4 separate regions of the Homo sapiens genome follow, and all the other regions are linked to region 3. A link is a contact called in ENCODE Hi-C or POLR2A ChIA-PET data. All regions are on one chromosome and are shown on one strand. Each heading gives the region's core, a stretch centred on a gene start or an enhancer-like site at or near the end of the contact. The rest is flanking DNA. Distances are from core to core; before and after follow the strand shown.

The links. Hi-C counts contacts between places; a loop is a spot of excess contacts on that map. ChIA-PET counts read pairs that join two places held with the same protein, here RNA polymerase II (POLR2A).
Region 1: a loop to region 3 is called in a map with no recorded cell type, with 2.6 times the contacts of the local background. The contact joins two enhancer-like sites. A Hi-C loop is called at or near these places in 1 of 37 single-sample maps with no recorded cell type.
Region 2: a loop to region 3 is called in a map with no recorded cell type, with 2.2 times the contacts of the local background. The contact joins two enhancer-like sites. A Hi-C loop is called at or near these places in 2 of 37 single-sample maps with no recorded cell type.
Region 4: a loop to region 3 is called in a map of gastrocnemius medialis, with 3 times the contacts of the local background. The contact joins two enhancer-like sites. A Hi-C loop is called at or near these places in 1 of 168 maps with a recorded cell type or tissue (gastrocnemius medialis). POLR2A ChIA-PET finds 5 or more read pairs at or near these places in 1 of 52 experiments (CD4-positive, alpha-beta T cell).

The regions. Positions count from the first base shown.
Region 1 is chr6:37,839,015-37,841,714 of GRCh38, forward strand. The region is part of intron 1 of ZFAND3 (zinc finger AN1-type containing 3); the gene reads left to right. Among named protein-coding and RNA genes, the nearest start is that of ZFAND3, 21 kb to the left of the region's middle. Within about 2 kb of position 1,362, at least 2 of the 41 ENCODE cell types and tissues checked have a DNase peak (open chromatin) inside an H3K27ac peak, as active enhancers do.
Region 2 is chr6:36,751,274-36,753,973 of GRCh38, forward strand. It overlaps CPNE5 (copine 5), which reads right to left. Exons shown (of 21, transcript NM_020939.2): 14 at 1,761-1,822. Among named protein-coding and RNA genes, the nearest start is that of RAB44, 55 kb to the left of the region's middle. Within about 2 kb of position 1,256, at least 14 of the 41 ENCODE cell types and tissues checked have a DNase peak (open chromatin) inside an H3K27ac peak, as active enhancers do.
Region 3 is chr6:37,282,161-37,284,860 of GRCh38, forward strand. TBC1D22B (TBC1 domain family member 22B) reads left to right here. Exons shown (of 13, transcript NM_017772.4): 4 at 25-204; 5 at 722-792; 6 at 2,176-2,304. Among named protein-coding and RNA genes, the nearest start is that of TMEM217B, 25 kb to the left of the region's middle. Within about 2 kb of position 1,382, at least 12 of the 41 ENCODE cell types and tissues checked have a DNase peak (open chromatin) inside an H3K27ac peak, as active enhancers do; they include gastrocnemius medialis, where a contact is called at or near this core.
Region 4 is chr6:37,795,257-37,797,956 of GRCh38, forward strand. No RefSeq gene overlaps it. Among named protein-coding and RNA genes, the nearest start is that of ZFAND3-DT, 23 kb to the right of the region's middle. Within about 2 kb of position 1,340, at least 3 of the 41 ENCODE cell types and tissues checked have a DNase peak (open chromatin) inside an H3K27ac peak, as active enhancers do; they include gastrocnemius medialis, where a contact is called at or near this core.

The DNA.
Region 1 (2,700 bases), core at 112-2,611, 560 kb after region 3:
GGCATCTCCATTGTGTTTTGATTTGCATTTCCTTAATGACTGATGATGTTGAGTATCATTAAATATGCCCATTGACCATTTGTGTATCTACTTTGGAACAATGTCTGTTTAAATATTTTGCATGTTTTAAAATTGAGTTGTATGCCTTTTTACTTGTAAGTTGTAAAATTTCTTTTTTTTTTTTGAGACAGAGTCTTACTCTGTCGCCCAGGCTGGAGTGCAGTGGCGCGATCTCAGCTCACTGCAACCTCCGCCTCCCAGGTTCAAGCGATTCTCCTGCCTCAGCTTCCCGGGTAGCTGGGACTACAGACGCGTGCCACCATGCCTAGCTAATTTTTTGTATTTTTAGTAGAGACGGGGTTTCACCGTGTTAGCTGGGATGGTCTCGATCTCCTGACCTCAAGTGATCTGCCTGCCTTGGCCTCCCAAAATGCTGGGATAACAGGCGTGAGCCACCGTGCCCGGCCAGTTATTTTTTTATTTTTTATTTTTTGTTGTTGTTGTTTTGTTTTTTTTTTTGAGATGGAGTCTCGCTCTGTCGCCAGGCTGGAGTGCAGTGGCGCGATCTCAGCTCTCTGCAAGCTCTGCCTCCCGGGTTCAAGTGATTCTCCTGCCTCAGCCTCCCGAGTAGCTGGGACTACAGGCGTGTGCCATTACACCTGGGTAATTTTTGTATTTTTAGTAGAGACGGGGTGTCACCATGCTGGCCAGGATGACCTCGATCTCTTGACCTCGTGATCCACCTGCCTCCGCCTCCCAAAGTGCTGGGATTACAGGCTTGAGCCACCGCACCCGGCCATAAGTTGTAAAATTTATGTATTCTGGTTACTAGTTATTTATCAGATACAGGATTTGCAAATTTTTTTCCCATTTTGTAGGTGGTGGTTTCACGTTTTTTGGGGATGTGTCCTTTAGAGCACAAAAGTTTTAATTTTGATGAATTCTTATTTATCTTTTTGTTGTTTTTGCTTGTGCTTTTGGTATATCTGAGAAAACTTTACCTAATTCAAGGTCACAAATATTTACACTATGTTTTCTCTAATAGTTTTACAGTTTTAGCTCTTATTTTACATTTAAGTTGGTTATCTATTTTTTTTTTTGAGATGGAGTTTCGCTCTTGTTGCCCAAGCTGGAGTGCAGTGGCGCGATCTCGGCTCAGTGCAACCTCTGCCTTCTGGGTTCAAGCGATTCTCCTGCCTCAGCCCCCAAAATAGCTGGGCCTACAGGGACCCACCACCTTGCCTGGCTAATTTTTTGTATTTTTGGTAGAGATGGGGTTTCACCATGTTGCTCAGGCTGGTCTTGAACTCTTGAGCTCAAGCAATCCGCCTGCTTCAGGCTCCCAAAGTGCTGGGATTACAGACATGCGCCACCGCGCCTGGCCAATTTTATTTCATTAATTTCTGTCTTTATGCCAATGTCACACTGTCTTGAGTACTTCCTTTGTAATAGGTTTTGAAACCAGGAATTGTGTGACTTCTACAATTTCATTCTTCTTTATCAAGCATGTTTTGGCTGTTTTGGGTCCTTTGAAATTACATATGAATTTCATCAGCTTGTCAGCTTGTCAGCTTGATCAGCTTGTCAGCTTCTGCAAAAAAGCCAGCTTGGAGTTTGGTAGGGGTTGCATTGCATCTCCAGATGAATTTGGGGAATGTCTCCATATTAACAATATTTAGTCTTCCTATCCTTGAACATGGGATATATTTTCATTTATCTGTCTTCAGTTCTTTCAACAACATTTTGTAGTTTTCACTGTACAATGATCTGGTCTTTTGCTTTCCAAAACCAGAAACTCTTTTTTAAGTTGAAGGTTTCTTAAGACTTTTGGGGAGGCAGTTCTGCTAAACAAACAGAAAAGAGAACATTTGGTTAGAAAAAACAGAGATAACAGGAAGATTAATTATTTTAATAATAAAGCAAGGAACCAATTTATTAAAATTTTTTAGAATATGCTTTGTAACCATAATGCTTGAATCTGTTATACATTTGTCTCAGACTGGAAGTTCCCCTTTGTGACTTCAAGATACTTGAGAAACAATCAGTAATCAGTTAATGGGTTGCTGGGTTATAGAAAAATCAACACAGAGGAAATTTAGAGATCTTGAGTAAATATTTCACTTTAGTTATGAAAGAGGGTAATGAATGAAAGAGGGTATTTTAAGAAGGGTTTCCGAATAAGTTTCAGTTCTTTGAGTAATAACTTTATGGAAAGAGAGACTATTTCTCTAGTGTCTGATTTTCTCCTCCCCCATAACATTTTATCATGAGAAATCAAGAATTGTACATCCATTTATTTACTACCTAGATTCTGTAATATTTTGCTTTATTTGCTTTCCATCCTTCTATCCATCTATTAATCTTATTTTTTATTTTCCAAGTAAATTGTAGACTCAATACATTTACCCTTCTGTACTTCAGCATGCATATCATTAACTAGAGTTTAACATTTGTTTTTAAGTTTTTGTTTTGTTTTGTTTTGTTTTTGAGATGGAGCCTGGCTCTGTTGCCCAGGCTGGAGTGCGGTGGCGCGAACTTGGCTCACTGCAAGCTCTGCCTCCCGGGTTCACGCCATTCCCCTGCCTCAGCCTCCCGAGTAGCTGGGGCTACAGGGCCTGCCACCATGCCCGGCTAATTTTTTTGTATTTTTATTAGAGACGGGGTTTCACTGTGTTAGCCAGGATGGTCTCGATCTCCTCA
Region 2 (2,700 bases), core at 6-2,505, 530 kb before region 3:
TAACTCATCAGTCTCCATCTTCATCCCACCCCACCCGCTAACTGCAAGTCAGGCAGGCTAGACTGATTCATTACTATAGAATGAAAGGCAGCATGTTATGGGAGAAGGAACCCTGCCACCATCTAGGCGTGTGGCTTCAGGCAAGCTCTGTAAAATGGGGATAACTGTTCTGATCCTGCCCACTGTGTTCTGTAAGTTGGGGGTACTATGCAAATGAAAAAAATAAATAGGATGGACTGGGTGTGGTGGCTCATGCCTGTAATCCCAGCACTTTGGGAGGCCGAGGCAGGCGAATCACCTGAGGTCAGGAGTTCGAGACCAGCCTGGCCAAAATGGTGAAAGCCCGTCTCTACTAAAAATACAAAAATTAGCTGGGGGTGGTGGCGCATGCCTGTAGCCCCAGCTACTCTACTTGATAGGCTGAGGCAGGAGAATTGCTTGAACCCAGGAGGCGGAGGTTGCAGTAAGCCGAGATTGTGCCACTGCACTCCAGCCTGAGTGACAGAGCGAGACTCTGTCTCAAAAAATAAATAAAATAAAATAAAATAAAATAAACATAAATAAAAATAAACAGGATGAGGGGTGTTTGAGAGTTACCAGGTGCTATGGACTGTAAGGGGTGGCTGATTAATGGGATTGAGAGGGAAGCAATTTTGATGGGGGAAGAGTGCAAAGGCGGGGTCTGGAGTCAGCCCAGAGGAGGGGCAGGTAAGAGCAGAGGAGCTCCTGAGTGACTGGAGGCAGGGTGTGTGCTCAGTGGGTAGGAGGAGAGCTTGCAGCCTTGAGACTGCAAGCTCAAGGCAGCAGGGAGTGTTGTCATGGGAAAGTGAGTGTGGCTTCCCAGGACCTGACTTCTCCCTCTGCCCTGGAGAACCAGGCAGCCAAGGGTCCACTTGGCTGGGATGAGCCTTTGGCAGTTGCTCCTGCCTGTCTCCTTTCCAGACAGGTGCAGTCACTCACCTGCGGGCTCTTGGCTGCCCACGCCCTGACCTGGCACCTGTCCTGGCAGGCAGCATGCTGGGCAGGCTCTACCCTTAGAGCCAGGCTCTTTCCGTGAGCTGCTGGCTGGGGCCTCCTGGCTCCCCCATCTGTCTGGGCCTAGACACTGTGCCTGGTGGTTCTTTCTGCTCCTTAAACTCATGTTTGACCACCTGCTGGCCCCAGGACCAATCCCTGGCTTATCCCCAATCCCGCTGCCCTTACAGGGCCCTAATAACAGTGAGCAGGTTAATCACTGTCCCCCTCCCCCAACCAGACAGATCAGAGGTGTCAGAAGCTCAGAGCTGTAAGGAACCTTAACACTTACCTATTCCGTTCTCTTTGTGTACAGAGGAGGAAACTGATACCCTGAGAGGAAAAATGACTCACCCAAAGGAACCCAGCAAATTAATGGCAAAGAGAGGCCTAGAGCCTGGGCCTCCTGACTCCTATTGCAGGGTTCTTTCTACATCCCCAAGCCCTTGGCTTTCTGTCACGGAGTCCCTACCAGCTCCAGGTCCTGTCTCTGCATGGAGACCTGACATGACCCAGGCCAGCCTCCTTGGCTCAGGAGTTCCCTCCAAGCTGCTTGGGATCTGGGGATGTGCAGGGCTCTGGATGAGTTGTCTCAGCCCAAACACCAGGGTTTGCTCAGAGCCCAGCACCACAGCCTTCAACCAGGGCTTTGAAGAGGCCAGGGTGGGGCCAGAGCCGGTCCTGTCGGTGTGTGGGGCCCTTTCCCTCTCCCCAAGGCCCATGAAATTGGCTGTATCTCTTCTCACCCTCCTTTGATGTAGTCAAGGAAGGTGCACTCTGACTCCACAGCAAAGGAAAGCAGGGTGACCTTCAAAACAAAAGGGAGCTTGGTCAGTGGGGAGCCTGGGGTCAGGGGAGATGGGTTATGATTCGAGAGCTGACATTGACAGAACACTCGGCATGTGCCAGTTTTGCATGCATGACTGCATGCACTGCCCACACCACCCCATGAAGTACTATTATTATCCCCACTTTATAGCCAAGGAAACTGAAACCCAAAGAGGTGGTGCAATGTGCCCAAGGACACTGCCAGGGCAGAGAAGGGATCTGAAACCAGGGTGTGTCTGACTTCAGAGCCTGCACTCTTGACCTTGACGGAAGGGTCCCATCTGTGTCAGTGGAACCGGGGTCCAAGCCAAGGGTGTTAGTTTCCTCTAAGTGGGCACTGGCTCTTCAGCCCCAGGGACCTAGGGTGGGGTGTGGAGGACAAGGGGGCCCTCCTGGCACAGGCCTAACAACCTGCCAATGCCGACCAGCTTCAGGCTTCCATGTGCCTAGAGCTATTAGTCCTGAAATGTGCCTCTTTGGACTGTGCTTATCTTAAATCTTACTGGTCCCATCTCATCCCTCTCAGACCCAAGATCCTGCCTCATAAGTAGCCCATCCTTTTCCCCAGAGGTAACTGACTACCCCAGGCCCCCTCCCCCAAGCAGAGGCCTTTTAACCTATGCCCTGGCAAAGTTAGCTTTGGCTTTGCCAAGACAGGCAGCTACCTGGCAGCTCATTATCATAACAATTTAGAATCAAGGAGACAAATGAAAGCCTGGCATCCTAGGCCAATTATATGAGACAAGATTAGGGCAGAGGACCTTTCACCTGTGTAAGAGAACGAACTCCTCTCTGGTAGTTTGGGAGCCCCCTATTCATGAAGATTCAGCTGTTTTTACAGGCTCATTGGGAGGGCCA
Region 3 (2,700 bases), core at 132-2,631:
TCTTTCTTTTTCAAATGATCTCAGGTGATACATGCCTGAGGAACCCACTCCACAAACAGCAATCACTCCCTCTCCGGCCCATCATCCCCCTCGTTGCCCGGATCTCGGATCAGAACGCTTCTGGGGCCCCCCCAATGACTGTCCGGGAGAAAACCCGCCTAGAAAAATTCCGTCAACTTCTCTCCAGCCAGAACACTGACTTAGGTGAGTCCCTGTGAGCCCAGGCAAGGTAGGAGCTTTGGGTGACTGGAATTCTCAGAGACCTGGAAGCTACTGCTCTTTATTCTTCCTTCTTTTACTTTTCTAGCTTCTCCTGACCTGGTGCCCATTGCAGTGACATGCAGGTATTAAGTCAGACATATGTTACTAGAGATTATGGACCAAATTAGGTGGGACTGGTTTCTGTGGCCTGTAGACCCTAGTGCAACTATTCTGACTTTGGTCTTCCTTATCTCAAGGTGACTCTTACTGAAATCTACACCCACTGGTCTTTCCCTTCCCCTCTAACTTTCATCTCTGAGCTGACAGGACTGCTACTGCAAGGCCGTGTCCTTGGCACTTAGCTGCTCGGGGCTGTTTTGGGCTTTTCACTGTGCTTATGGGTAGCAGGTGGTGGTGGTGGTCTTACATGGATGGAAGGAGACATCAGGCAGTGCTGGTTGCGGTTTGCTTTAGAGCATTTGTGGAGAGTTAACCTAACAAGGCTGTTTTCTATTTACAGATGAACTGAGGAAGTGTAGCTGGCCAGGGGTTCCCAGGGAGGTTCGACCTATAACCTGGAGACTCCTGTCGGTGAGTTCTACCCACTGTGTAGAGAAATGTGAGCCTCACACAGCCCTTCTTGCCTGATGAGGTTAGTCTGGACACATTGGTCTTAACTCCATAGACTTCTCTAGTCCTACTGGATATGACAGAACTATGGGACTATAGTCCTATTTCTGTGCATAAAGAAATACATTCTTGAGAGTTTATTCACACACATGTAGTGGTACACAGACTTGTACCAATAGTCATGGTGTCATGTTCTTAACAGCGAGGAAGAAGAATAGAGTGAGATAGGGTGATCCCAGCACTTGCTTTGAGTAAGCTCCAACGTTCCCTGTGCTTCACTCCTGTTTCAGCCGGAATAACCAAAAGTTGAAACCCACTTTGATCTGTGAAGAGTTGATAAATTGGCCTCCCTTGGAAGCTTTACTAGTCCTGCTTTCACCAAGTACAGAGCACTGTGCCAGCCGCTATGATAGAAACACTTGGGTTTCCTGAGCCTGTAAAATTCATTCATTCATCTAGTGAGGATTTATTGAGAGCCTGCTGTTTGCCAGGCATAGTGCCAGATGCTTTGAGCAGATGCAAAAATGAATAAACCACAGTCCCCACTCTCCAGGCACTCACTGCAGAATGCATTACATAAATGTTTTCAAGAAGAAGGGTCTGTCTCCTGACTGCTCGCCCCCACCTCTACTCTTGCAACCATGCAATCATTGCCTCTGCCACTTCTAATAAGTTTGAATACTATTCAGAGTAGATTTGGTGAGAACGGAAGGGGAACAGAAAATATAAGAATGAGAGTGGGATCTAGACCAGGGATAAGAATGAAAGTTGGCCTGGAGCTTTGGCTAGGCCGGGGGCTGCTGCCAGAAGTTCTGTCTGAGTGTTGTAGCTGTATGTCACAGATTCCATTCAGCTGCTTCCTAAGCTGGTAATTCTGAAAGTTACACTGGAAAAGAATGTAACTGGCACCAACTTACTTGGCACACTGCTGAGATGTGCTGTAGAGGTTGCTATATCCCTGCATTTCTCAGAAGTATGGCCCTGGACACACACAGCCCTCCGAGGCCATGACTTGGGTCCAGCTCCCTCCCACTGACCTACATTCACTGCTGTACTGTGCCAGCTCTGGGAGCTGAGGAGTGCTCACCAGTGGCACAAGCTCCAGCACAGTGCAGGGCCAAGGGAGTAAATAATCCTGGGAAAGCTGGCCTTGCTTCATCTGCTCACATGTGGATCTCATTGAATGAGGAGAGGGCAAAAAATGGGTGGCCAGAACCAAAAAGGGATTTACCCTTGGCAGTTTTCCTTCTTGGTAGTTTCCAAACCACTGCATAGATTAAAATAAAAATTAAGGATTTATCCAACCATTGTCTTTCCCCATCTGACCAGCAGTCTTGTCTATAGGGCTATCTCCCAGCAAACACTGAGAGGAGGAAGTTGACCCTGCAGCGGAAGCGGGAGGAATATTTTGGCTTCATTGAACAGTATTATGACTCTCGAAACGAGGAACATCACCAGGATACCTACAGACAGGTACAGTCACCACCTGCTGCCTCTTTGCTTACCAGTCATATACTTTAGGTATGTCTCATGGTAGTGCTCTCAGGGTACAGGCTTTCCAAGTCTTCAGGCTGTGGTATATTGGTTAGGAGTTAAATTTATCCTCAAAACTGTTTCCCCTCTTTTCATTCAGCAACTCTGATTTTAGCCATTTTAAATAGACAGACTTTTTTGGCACTAGTCAGTGCACTGCTTCTCAAACTTTAATGTACATACAAATCACCTAGGATCTTGATAAGATCTCACCTAGAGATTATGAGAAAATGCAGATTCTGATTTAGCAGGTCTCAGGTAAAGCCTGAAGTTCTGATGTGCTCCCTTGCAATGCTGCTGCTGCTGGTCCACCAACCACACTGTGAGTAGTAAGCG
Region 4 (2,700 bases), core at 90-2,589, 510 kb after region 3:
AAATGAGCTTAGATTATAGGACCAGCCTCAGGTTGAGTTTGACTCAGGCCCCCTACAGACAGCTTTCTCGCGCTCTCTTTCTCTCCATTTCTTTTTTTTTTTTTTCTTTTGAGGCAGGGTCTCACTCTGTCACCCAGGCTGGAGTGCATAGTACAACCACAGCTTACTGCAGCTTCTACCTCCCATGCTCAAACGACCCTTCCACCTTTGCTCCAAAGTAACTGGGACTACAGGCATGCACCACCACACTTGGCCTTTTTTTTAGAGACGGGGTCTCACTATGTTGCCCAAGCTGGTCTCCAACTCCTGGGCTCAAGTAATCCTCCCACCTCGGCCTCCCAAAGTGCTGGAATTACAAGTGTGAGCCACTGTGCCCAGCCTCTCTCAATTTCAAATTCCTAGGTAGAGCCTCTGAATGTCAAAGTTCTGGGCAGGTGCACCCTGATCCAATCCCAGGGTCACAGTAAACTAACTTGGTCCCTGGGAGACCATCCCTGGAGAAGGAAAGAGTGGGGAACAATTTAGGGAATAATAGAGGATTGGGTAACTAGCCCCACAGGAGTGTAAGTGATAAGGAGGAGGAACCACAGAGACCAAGATGAGATCAAGGTGTACTTATTCTCAATTCAGAGTCTTACAACTAATAGTAGGAATAATGATGGTAATGATAAGACCTATGCCATAGCCAGGCATGGTGGAGAACTCCTACAACCCCAGCTACTAGGGAGGCTGAGGCAGAAGAATCGCTTGAGGCCAGAAGTTAGAGACCAGTCTGAGCAGCATAGCGAGACCCTGTCTCAAACAAACAAACAAACAAACAAACAACAACAAAAAATACCCATGTCATATGGAGAACTTATTTGTTGCTGGGTGTTGTTAGAAGCATTTTAAGTGTATGAGCTCATTTAGTCTTCAAAACAGCACTGTGAAGCCAGGCATGGTGGCGCATGTCTGTAGTTACAGCTATTTGGGAGGCTGAGGTGGGAGGATTGCTTGAGTCCAGGAGTTACAGGATATAGTCAGCTATGATACCACCACTACACTCCAGCCTGGGCAACATAGTGAGACCCTATCTCTAAAACAACAACAAAAACAGCCCTATAATTAGGTATTATCATCACACTCACTTGACAGATGAGGACACTAAGGCAAAGTGATTTATTAACTTAGTCAAGGTTGCACATTCAGAAGCCAGGATTTGAATCCAGGCAGTATGGTTTCAGATTACTTTTGTAACCATTGCACTGTTCTTTCTCACCCTCATCAGGTTACAGAGATTTTACTGTGTGTCCCAAAGTGAGTGTTTGAGCCTTGGCCCTGACCCCACATGCATGCACAGCAGGACTCGGGTGTGTGCCATTTTCTATTTGGCTTCTAGCCCAGGCTCAATCACAGAAAACTGTCTGGGATAAAATGCCTGACCCTAGGCCGGGTACGGTGGCTCACGCCTGTAATCCCAGCACTTTGGGAGGCTGAGGCAGGCGGATCATGAGGTCAGGAGATCGAGACCAGCCTGGCCAACATGGTGAAACCCTGTCTCTACTAAAATTACAAAAATTAGCCAGGCATGGTAGCACATGCCTGTAATCCCAGCTACTCAGGAGGCTGAGGCAGGAGAATCGCTTGAACCAGGGAGTCGGAGGTTTCAGTGAGCCGAGATCACGCCACTGCACCCCAGCCTGGTGACAGAGCGAGACTCCGTCTCAAAAAAAAAAAAAAAAAAAGAAAAAAAATGCCCGGTCCTGGCTACATGAGGTCTCTATCAGCCCTTACTTCAGGGCCAACCATACCCAGGCCAAATTGTCCCAAACCCTTTTGCCTTCTCCCTTGTCTGCTATAAAACCTGCTCTGGTGAAAGTAGTTGAAACTCATTCTCACAAGGATGTAAATGACTGAGAAGAGCTTAAAATACTATCCTGCATTTAATAATCCTTAAAACCCAATCCTGGCTGAGACAGTGGCTCACACTCTGTCACCCAGGCTGGAGGGCACTGGCGCAATCACTGGTGCTCACTGCAGCCTCAACCTCATGGGCTCAAGTGATCCTCCGACCTCAGCCTCCCCAGTACCTGGGACTACAGGCGTGCACCACCACACCCGGCTAATTTATTTTTATTTTTTGTAGAGACAGGGTCTCACTATGTTGCCCAGGCTGGTCTCGAACTCCTGGCCTCAACAGATCCTCCCACCTTAGCCTCCCAAAGCACTGGGATTACAGGCCAGGGGCGGTGGCTCACAACTGTAATCCCAGCACTTTGGGAGGCCGAGGTGGGTGGATCACCTGAGGTCAGAAGTTCGAGATGAAGCCTAGCCAAAATGGCGAAACCCCATCTCTACTAAAAATACAAAAAAATTAGCCGGGTATGGTGGTGAGTGCCTGCAATCCCAGCTACTTGGGAAGCTGAGGCAGGAGAATCACTTGAACCACAGGAGGTGGAGGTTGCAGTGAGCTGAGATCACACCACTGCACACTCCAGCCTGGGCGACAGAGTGAGACTCCATCTAAAAAAAAAAACCCAAAGCACTAGGATTACCGATGTGAGCCACTAGGCCCAGCCACTATCACTGTTCCAGCACTTTAGGTATATTAGCTCATTTGACCCTCACAATACCCCTATGAAGTAGGTACTATTATTGTTCCCATTAAATGCTCGAGGAAACAGGCACAAGGTGATCAACTCAGCTCCTGTGGCTCCTCTC